3 separate regions of the Homo sapiens genome follow, and all the other regions are linked to region 3. Evidence: chromatin contacts called from ENCODE Hi-C or POLR2A ChIA-PET data. All regions are on one chromosome and are shown on one strand. The core of a region is the stretch at or near the end of the contact, and the rest is flanking DNA. Distances in the headings are between cores, read along the strand shown. Region 1 holds the start of VDAC1 (voltage dependent anion channel 1). Region 2 holds the start of C5orf24 (chromosome 5 open reading frame 24). Region 3 holds the start of CDKN2AIPNL (CDKN2A interacting protein N-terminal like).

The links. Hi-C counts contacts between places; a loop is a spot of excess contacts on that map. ChIA-PET counts read pairs that join two places held with the same protein, here RNA polymerase II (POLR2A). Pooled maps may share reads with other maps.
Region 1: a map with no recorded cell type shows a loop between it and region 3 (22-fold over the local background). The contact joins the promoter of VDAC1 here to the promoter of CDKN2AIPNL in region 3. A Hi-C loop is called at or near these places in 1 of 37 single-sample maps with no recorded cell type and 7 of 50 pooled maps. POLR2A ChIA-PET finds 5 or more read pairs at or near these places in 2 of 52 experiments (activated T-cell and activated naive CD4-positive, alpha-beta T cell).
Region 2: a loop to region 3 is called in a pooled map, with 6 times the contacts of the local background. The contact joins the promoter of C5orf24 here to the promoter of CDKN2AIPNL in region 3. A Hi-C loop is called at or near these places in 1 of 37 single-sample maps with no recorded cell type and 6 of 50 pooled maps.

What each region holds. Positions count from the first base shown.
Region 1 is chr5:134,003,314-134,006,302 of GRCh38, reverse strand. VDAC1 (voltage dependent anion channel 1) reads left to right here and starts at 1,328. Exons shown (of 9, transcript NM_003374.3): 1 at 1,328-1,408. RefSeq lists enhancers at 485-554, 595-654, 725-844, 2,495-2,544, 2,555-2,604 and silencers at 1,015-1,064, 1,105-1,164, 1,225-2,264.
Region 2 is chr5:134,844,130-134,847,253 of GRCh38, reverse strand. C5orf24 (chromosome 5 open reading frame 24) reads right to left here and starts at 1,286. Exons shown (of 2, transcript NM_001135586.1): 1 at 1,042-1,286. RefSeq lists silencers at 861-910, 941-1,320 and an enhancer at 840-1,575.
Region 3 is chr5:134,410,548-134,413,709 of GRCh38, reverse strand. CDKN2AIPNL (CDKN2A interacting protein N-terminal like) reads left to right here and starts at 1,829. Exons shown (of 3, transcript NM_080656.3): 1 at 1,829-2,094. The coding sequence starts at 1,856. RefSeq lists enhancers at 961-1,698, 1,686-2,175, 1,699-2,437.

The sequences.
Region 1 (2,989 bases), core at 79-2,578, 410 kb after region 3:
CTTGTCCTCCCCCTGCCCACCAGTCTCAGTGTGCGGGGTGGGGACCACCAGGCTGGGAAGCCCAGAGTTCCCAGGCAACTCGTGCGCCTGGGAGGGTCATAGAATCCGTCCTACACTCCTCAGGATCTTGAAGGGGGCTCTTCCTTACATTCCCAGTCACCCCTCCCCCAGCCCCTACACAGGGCCTAGGTAACCTGTCTGCACCCCACTCCCACTCTGTATCAGCTGCCCTCTTCCTCAGCACCCTATCCCACTGGAGCACCTTTTCCAACTCCAGTCGCCACTTTTAATCTGCCGCCTTTTCCCAGCAGCCAGTCCTGATTGCCTCCTCCGTAGCCCCAGTTGCCCACTGCTTTAGATAGTGTCGCAGCTGGCTGTGAGGAGTGTCCTGATTCTGTAACCCGGCACCTCCTCCACAGGGCCCTAGACGCCTCAAGCCTTCCAGGACGTTTGTTGATCAAAGGCGAAGGATGTGTAGAATCTTCGTCCATCTACGAATTAATTCTCGAAACCTGCTTCGAGTGGGCCTCGCGCGTAACACAGGGGACACTCAGTGGTGAACGAGACCACTCGCTTAGGCCTAGCAGCGAGGTGACCGTTCACTCAACACACACTAACTGGGTCCCGCAGGACACGCCCCGGCTGGTCGCGGGGGTTACCCGGGGTGCCCTCAGTCGGCCGGCCGGCCATAACCGGCGTGATCTCCTCGCGCCGAGAGACCCAGCAGGGACCTCGCAAAACCCAATCCACGTTTTGTTTTATTTTGTCTTTTTGCCTCTCAAATGCATGGAAATTGGCTGCTAGTAGCTTTGCTACAGGAGAAAATCGCTAATCTGTAGTGCAAAATCGGCGCACAGGGGTTTTCTCTGAGATTGTCTAGACGCCGCGCGGGCGGGTCGGAGGCGCCAGACACATTGTATCCGGAGCGCGGAGCTCGGGAGCAACAGTCGCCGCCTCTACTCTGTATCTGCGCCGCCCCAGGCGCCCAGTGTCCGCGCTGGGCCTGGGACTGCCCTCGGGGGATGGGGCCCACGCGGGCTTTGATGGGGGGCCGGGGGCCACTTTGTCCACCCAGGCGAGGCTTGGGTCCAGCGCCGGCCACATCAACTCCCGGGGGATCTAGCAGCGCGGAGGCCAAGCAGGAGGCCCAGGAGCCCCGCGCGTCTTCCATTAGCGCAGGGACCTCCGGGCCACAGCTCAGAGAATCGGAAGGCCTCCTCCCCCTTCCCGAGCGCTGCCACTGGGGCCGAGGTTTCCAGCAAGAACCCGCGTGTCCCTGCGCACGCACACACGGTGCACACGTCAGTCCGGCGCCTCCCCGTGCCCCGACTCACGCAGGTCCTCCCGCGCGCCCGCAACACGCCCGCAGGCTCCTGTGTCTGCTGCCGGGGCAGCGGGGCCCGGAAGGGTAAGAACGCGGCTCGCTAGCGGGATGGGGACCCTGGCCCGGCCTGGACGCTGTCCCGGGCGGGGCCTGGGGGCGGAGCGCGCCGGGCCGGGCGCGCAGGAGGGGAGGCGGGTCCGCGCCGCCGCCGTCCGCGCCGCCCCGCCCTTGGCCCAGCCGCTCGCTCGGCTCCGCTCCCTGGCTCGGCTCCCTGCCTCCGCGTCGCAGCCCCCGCCGTAGCCGCCTCCGAGCCCGCCGCCACATCCTCTGAGGTAGGCGCAGCGGAAAAGGACCCCGGCTTCCTTGCGCCCTGGACGGCGGGGGCCAGGCCCCTGGGGAGCTGAGAGGGAGGCGCTGAGGGAGGAGCGGGCGAGGGGCCCCGGCAGCCCGGCCGCGGGGAGGGATCGCGAGCGGCCGGCGCGGGCCTGGCTGGTGAGCGGGCGGGCAGAGAAGGCCGCACAGGCGGGTGCCGAACAGGTCTGGGCTGGGGAGCGCGAGGCCGAGGGTCCAGAGACGCCTGCGGCTGGCGGCGAGAGGCGGCCCGGGCTTGCGGGCGGAAGTGCAAGGGCGGCCGCGTGGAGGCCCGGCGGGCCGCGCGTCTAGGTGACCTTCCCCGGCGGCGCCCTCTGGCCCTGGATCCCACCAGCGTGCATCCGGCGGGGACCCGTTCGCCGCCCACGCTCGCCGGACCAGGCCAGCGGGCGGGTGCCGGCCACGCTGCCGCCTCGGGGATGAGCTCACGTGACGACCGTGGCCCCGAGTCCCCAGGCCCACGCGCCCTGGCCGGCCCACGCCCGCAGAAGCTGGCGCCCGGCACCGCCCGCCTGTGCCAGAGCCTTCTAGAGCGGAACGCGCCGGCCGAGAGTCGACTTAGGCGGTAGAGGCCGGAGCTCGGGCCTGGGCTGAAGGTTTGGCCTCGGAAAAGGAGGCCCCACGGGGAAGGATGTGGCCTTCTTGGTCTTAGGAGTGATTACTGGTTCGGTCGTTCATTCATTCGCCAAATGCGGCGGTGCATTCTGGAAACTGTTTCGGAGCCTGACTTTGGATTAGAGGCCCGCAGTCTTAGTGGTTTGTACAAGGTCACACAGCTGGGAAGTCCCCATACCTTCGTTTTCTCATCTATAGGACGGGAGCAATTGTACCTCTCCTTCGATGAGTTTTGGGGAATAATAAAATGAATTAATTAGCATGAAACCTTTAGAACAGTGCCGGTGTGGAGAAGGGCTAAGTAGAAACCCTGACACCCTTGGGGCTTTTTGGGTGAATCCAGCCCATCCCCCGCAGACCATTTTGCTACACGTGGCGTTGTGGAAGGGGTTCAATAAATGTAGCTCCTGTTTTTAAACATTCTTTCACTATTATTGACAAGCATTTGTATACCAGGTATTGAGTAACTTTCAGCTTAATTTATGAAAAATCTTGTAAGTTTACAAATGGACATTGTCAAGCTGGAGCAGTAAGTTTGCATGTGGAGATCTTGAATGCAGGAGCAGACCCTGGTTTAGAGCCCGTTCCGCCCGGGGTCCCTGTCCCCTTGACTAGCCTCCCCTCTCCTGGGGAGATAGGGGAAAGGGCTCCTCTGTTGCCTAAACTTCTCCACTGAGG
Region 2 (3,124 bases), core at 37-2,536, 430 kb before region 3:
CTAAGAGCTTCTATATATTTGGACTGTGACTAAATTCGAATACTTAAAGCATAAGCTAAAACTTACCATCCTTGAAGTTGTTTTATTGTGTTTAACTCCTAAAGTTTAACCCCTAAAATGAGCCGTTCTTTATAGAACAATTCCTTTCTCTTCTCTTGAATGTGGCAGTCATTACTGCCAACATAAAGAAATGTAACTATTTTTAGTAACTTCACAAAGCATCCCTGAAGCTTTCTAAACATGGAGAAAGCTTCCTTTCAAGAAACCCAAGTTCTGTTCTCCAAAGATCAAAGATCACGTAATTCTCAGAGATTTATTTCAGGTCATTTGACTAACTATTATGTATAATCATATACGTTTCATAATTCTAAATGAAGATTTGCAACTCACCTCAATCACTCTGAAAGTCCATTCAGCAGAGGCCAATAGCCACGCACCCTGCCCCACCACGGAAAGTTTTGATAATAGGACGGCACATAAATAACGGCCTCCTTTGTCTTCTTCCTGCTCCTTAACTGTGCCCCACGGTGCACAAATAAGGACTCTCCTTATTTTGACACGAGGCGTTTAGAATGTATTACCTGTTGTGTGCTGAAAGCGACTATTAGCGTATTGGCAATAACAAGTTTGCAGAAGATGCACGCCACCCTAGAGAAAGGGTTGTGTACCCTCTAAAAAGCAAAATTCATAAGCCGCTATCCGTCCACTCGGAGTTCCGCAAGCGTAGAAGTCCACGGGCACTCCATCGCGACGCCGATCTCGAGCCGGCAGGCTTTTATTTAAAGGCGAAGGGCGGACTGCGGATTCTGACCTCTCAAAGAAAAGAAAGGGGGCTCCCTCCCCCCGCCGCAGGAGGAATGTCCCCCCGTAATGGCTCCACACCGGGGAAGAGCAGGCTACGTCCGGGGCCCCTCCTCTCACTCCGGCTACACTAGGGCCCCTTGGCAGGAGGCCTCTTCTCCCCGGTCAGCGAGGCGCCCGTTCTCGCCGCCGCCCTACCCCGCTCCCGGCCGGCTGACCAGCCCGCGCACCCCTACCTACCTCAGCCGCTCGTAGCCCGGCCCCTCGGCGCGTCTAGGGGCTTCCCAGCGGCTGGGAACCTCGTGCTGGCGCCGCTCCCTCCCCAGCCCGCCGCCTCTGCACGGTGCGGAGAACGGGCCAAGACGGAGTGGCAGGCAGCGAGGGCGGCGGCGAGGCAGGCGCTGGCTCCCAGCACCCGCCGCGGCCGCCGCGCACGGTCCTGCCCCGGACGCAGTACGAAGAGGCCGCTACCACCCTGTAGTGTTAGAGGCGGCGTGCGCGAGCTCGCGAGGGCCGCGCACGCACACGCTCACTCGCATCGCGAGACCCGATCTCCCGCCGCCAACCTGCACGCAAGCTTTGGGAGGGAGCCAGGCTGGCAGGCTGCGCTTGCGCGTCGTGGCCTTAAGCCTGAGCTGCTGGTGATCCGGCGTGGACCGTCCCCAGTGGCTGGGGTTGAGGAACCCACCAAATGGGGAATTAATAACTTCCTTACTTGTATTGGTTTTCACCACAATTCTGAGATGCTGGAACTCCTGCTGACCCCATTTCTTAGATACAGGACAAATAAATGATAGTCAGGGGAGTTGGGACTCTTCATGCCCAGGATCATGTGATAATGAAAAGCTTTATTTTATGGGACATCCTATGATCCACGCAGATTACAGGCGTAAGCCACCACGCCCCAGGAATTGTCGCATTCATTATTCCATAATCACAGGAAAGGATGGAACAACAAACTACCGCTATTATGTTTTTCTTGTGAGATATCTGACATATCAGTCACCTCACACAAACCCACTTAGAAGGGATTCATTTCCTCACTCCTTCCTCCTGTGAATTTCCAGATGTCAGAATGGAGAGGATCCAGAATTAGGGCAGCTACTGAAAGGGAGACACTTTATTAAGCAGTGGGAAGAGGCTAGAGGAGGATGCTTGCCCTTTTCCCCCATGTAATGAAGGATATTTGAGGATGGACAATTCATAGAACTGAGTTCTACCATAAGCACAGCCCTGAGCCAGGTACTGCCCTGCCAGTAGGAAAGAAAGGAGGAGAAACAACTTTTCTGGACAAACACACAAGCCAGGACACAACACACGAAACAAGCAAGCCCATTCATTCAAACTACTGAGGGACTGGAGACAGATAAGCCATGTGAACAGTTGATCAAACCTACACCAATAAAAACTCTGGACAGCCTGGGTGCGGTGGCTCACGCCTGTAATCCCAGCACTTTGGGAGGCCGAGGCGGGCAGATCACGAGGTCAGGAGTTCGAAACAAGCCTGACTAACATGGTGAAACCCCTTCTCTACTAAAAATACGAAAATTAGTTGGGCATGGTGGTGCGCACCTGTAATCCCAGCTACTCGGAAGGCTGAGGCAGGAGGATCGCTTGAACCCAGGAGGTGGAGGTTGCTGTGAGCCGAGATCGCACCACTGCACTCCAGCCTGGGACAGAACGAGACTCCGTCTCAAACAAACAAACAACAACAACAACAAAAAACTCTGGACACAAAGCTCAGGTGGAATTCCCTGGTTGGGAAGCTAGGATTTTTTTGGCAGACGGAGATTCATAACATGATTCTAAACATCATTCCAACTAGGTGGAGTGATTCACACCTGTAATCCCAGGACTTTGGGAGGCCAAAGCAGGAGGCCAGGAGTTTGAGACCAGCCTGGACAATATAGAGAGATTCTGTCTCTACAAAAAATAAAACAATTAGCTGGGTGTGGTGATGAGTACTTGTAGTGCCAGCTGCTACGGAGGCTGAGACAGAAGGAAGGACTGAGATAGGAGGAAGGAGACTGAGGCTTCCTTAAGCTGTGTTTGTGCCACTGCACTCCAGCCTGGGCAACAGAGTGAGACCCTGTCTCAAAAAAATAAAATGCTAAAAAAACAGGATTAATCATGCTAGTGTTATTTATATGTAAAAGGAAAATACCAATATAGAAAAGTTAAAATATGTACACAGATTTTAAGGCATATTAAGTAGCCTATCTAAAAACAAGTTTTTTTTCTAAGCAAGGTTTTTTTGCTCTTGAGGTGGAGCACTCCCATACCATATAATCACTATTCCAAATCTGTAACTCTAAACTCTTGT
Region 3 (3,162 bases), core at 580-3,079:
CACTTGAACCTGGGAGGCAGAAGTTGCGGTGAGCAGAGATCACACCATTGCACTCCAGCCTGGGCAAAAAGAGTGAAATTTGCTCTCAAAAAAAAAAAAAAAAGAGAAAAGACATACAAGTTTATTAATGTGCATAGTTAATCACAGAGTGATTACCCCATCATCCAGAGTGTGAATATTTTAGATGGGTAGTAAATGATTTTTAGGGTAATTCAATGGGCTTGAAGAACATGCAATGGCCTGGGACAAAGTCTGTTGGGCCTGCAGAGGAGACAAGGGTTTGTGACAAAAGTCTGTCCTAGTGTGTTGACCATACTTCAGTCTTTCCTCCTGCAAAACAAATTCACTTAATGAAAACTCAGGGAGGGAACCAGAGATAATTGTTTCCTTTGGCGTTCTGGACTAAATTTAGGCAGATAAGGGAACAACTTCATCTTGTGCTTTGGGAGGAACAAAGAATTGACAGACAGGAGTGTGTGTTGGTGGCGGAGGTCACAGAGACCTTGAGGCTTCTTCATCAGTTCAGCATGTCAAAATACATTTTGGGGTGTTGGTTTCTGAGCCCCAACACCCAGTTACTGTAGTTGAATGCTTCCAGGGATGGAAAATTCACCACTTAAAAGGAAGCTCTTTTTTCTCTCAGTGTGTCTGCTACCTGAGACTCGAACAGACAGCAGAGTCATGCCAGCTAAATAAAAACTTTCAGGTCCAGCCAGTTACGATGGCTCATACCTGTAATCCCAGCATTTTGGGAGGCTGAGGGAGACGGATCACTTGAGCTCAGGAGTTCGAGACCAGCCTGGGCAACATGGCGAAACCCTGTCTCTATTTAAAACCAAGTCCAAACTTGCTCATTTCCTCTGGACACATTGTTTCTGGCTCCTTCCAGCATCTTTTGTAAACACAGGTGTCACTGTTCTGGTTAAAATCCTTCAGCGGCTCCCCATTCTTGGGATCTAGCCAGGATCCCTGCCTGGCCTACTGGCCTTGCTGACCTCTGCAACTTCATCTTCTCCATTCTCTACCTGCCCTGCCCCGCCCCCCAACCCCTCCTACCCCCTATCTTGCAATTCTCTTACCAGGCCATGCTCTCTCTTGCTTTGACCGACTCCCCTTTACTCAGAAAACTGCTCATTCTTCACTTCTCCAGGATCACTTCCCTGACCCCAAGACTAGATTGGGTCCCTTGCTTATTCATGGTTGTAGCACGCTGAACTTCTCTTTACTAATACTTGTCAACGCTGAAATTCTCCATTTACTTGAGCAATTATGTCACTAATGTCCACTCCTCCACTCCATGGTAAAGTTCAGGCGAGCAGGGCTCCGAATGTGCTCTCATTGCCTCTCCAGCACCTAGCAATGTGCCTGGCAAGTATTCACGGGATGGATGGATTACTCGCTCCAGGAAGGCGGGCCCCAACCTTCGTGGCTGTGGAGACCCCTGGAAGTCGACCGTGACCCGGGCCCCCTGATGTCGCTCAGGATGAGGCGGTGCCCGGGAAACTCTCAGGGCAAGGGCACAGCATAGCTCTGGCTGGCATCCAGCTGCCAACTGGAAGAGGGCGCTCCGAATCTGTGTTTAGGGACCTCAGTTTTCCCACCGGTTCCCCGCAGGGTCGACCGCAAAAGACCCTTGTAGCCCTGGGTAGACCCAGGGCAGGAGCCACGGGCTGCGGCGGTCTGAGGAGCCAGGAGCCGCTCTGTGCCCCCGCAGGCCGCCGCTCCGGGCGAGGGCGCTCCAGGTTGGTCTTCTGGAGCAGTCGTGCGCTGATGGGGCCCCTCTGGCCGGCAGGCGGTGGCGCAGTGCGCGTCGGGAAGGCGGCGGGCTATCCGGTCCTCGGCTGCGGCGGGCACCATGGTCGGTGGCGAGGCGGCTGCCGCAGTGGAGGAGCTGGTTTCGGGGGTGCGGCAGGCGGCCGACTTCGCGGAGCAGTTCCGCTCCTACTCAGAGAGCGAGAAGCAATGGAAGGCCCGCATGGAATTCATCCTGCGCCACCTGCCCGACTACCGCGACCCGCCCGACGGCAGTGGCCGCCTGGACCAGCTGCTCTCCCTCTCCATGGTCTGGGCCAACCATCTCTTCCTAGGCTGCAGGTGCGGACCCCTGCCGGCCGGCTGATCCTGTCCCCTATCTTCCGACCCTCAAGGCCTCTCCCAGGGCTCACCCCTGACCCGAACCTCTGCCCCAGACTGAACCCGGGCCCAACCTCCATCCGCATTGGTCGGCCCGAAGACTGATTCCCACCCTGGAGGCCCCTTGGAAAGATCCTTATCTTTGAGCCTCAGTTTTCTCTTCTGGTAAAAGGGTGGTTATGATGGCTGTAATAATTAAAGGGTGAAGAGCTAAATACATGGCGGGTTCAAAGGTTGCTATTGTTATTTGTATTACTATTATTATTAGCTCAAACCATCACCTTTGCAGTATGCATTCGAAGTCCGTTAGCCCCTGTCACCTACATGGCAAACGTGCAGAGAGAGAAACGGAGATCCCCATTTTACAGATGAAAAAGCTTAGGGAGAGAAGTGATATACCTGGGGCCATGCAGCTTCTGGCAGGATTGATGGATTTTAATCACTAATGAGAGGATGTAATCTGTATCCTATGGCTTTTTCTCCTCACTCCACAGCCCACGGGGTCCTAAGTAGGAACCAGCTTCACCTCTCTGCTTTCCCTCTTATGAAAATGGCCGATGCCTTTTTGTGAAGGTCTCAAAGCCCACTTCATCCTGGCTGCAGCACCAAAAGGACAAAGGCCCGCTTTTGAAGTGCCTGATAAGGCATTCCTTTCACCCCTCCATGAGGAAGGTGGCAAATCTTGAGACTCCCTATTAGAGAGCTTCGATTTTCCTGAAATTGTGTTAGGAAAATAGGGTGACTTGGTTTGATCTTGGTTTCTATACCTATTATGGCTGCCTGACTCTGGTCATTTGGCCCCTGCAGGCCTAAGCCACTTGGTTTTGCTTCACATATTGGGGTTTATTAGAACAGTACGTAGGGAAGCAATGCCAGAGGCACCCGTCCCTTTTCCCTGCCTTCTAGGTGCTCCTGGGAAATCCTGGTTTTCCATGGTTAGGCAAATGTCAGAGAATTGGGGAAATAAATAATGTTTTTGTTAGACTAACATTCCATGTATTTAAAAAATAAAAATATTTTGGTCCTCAT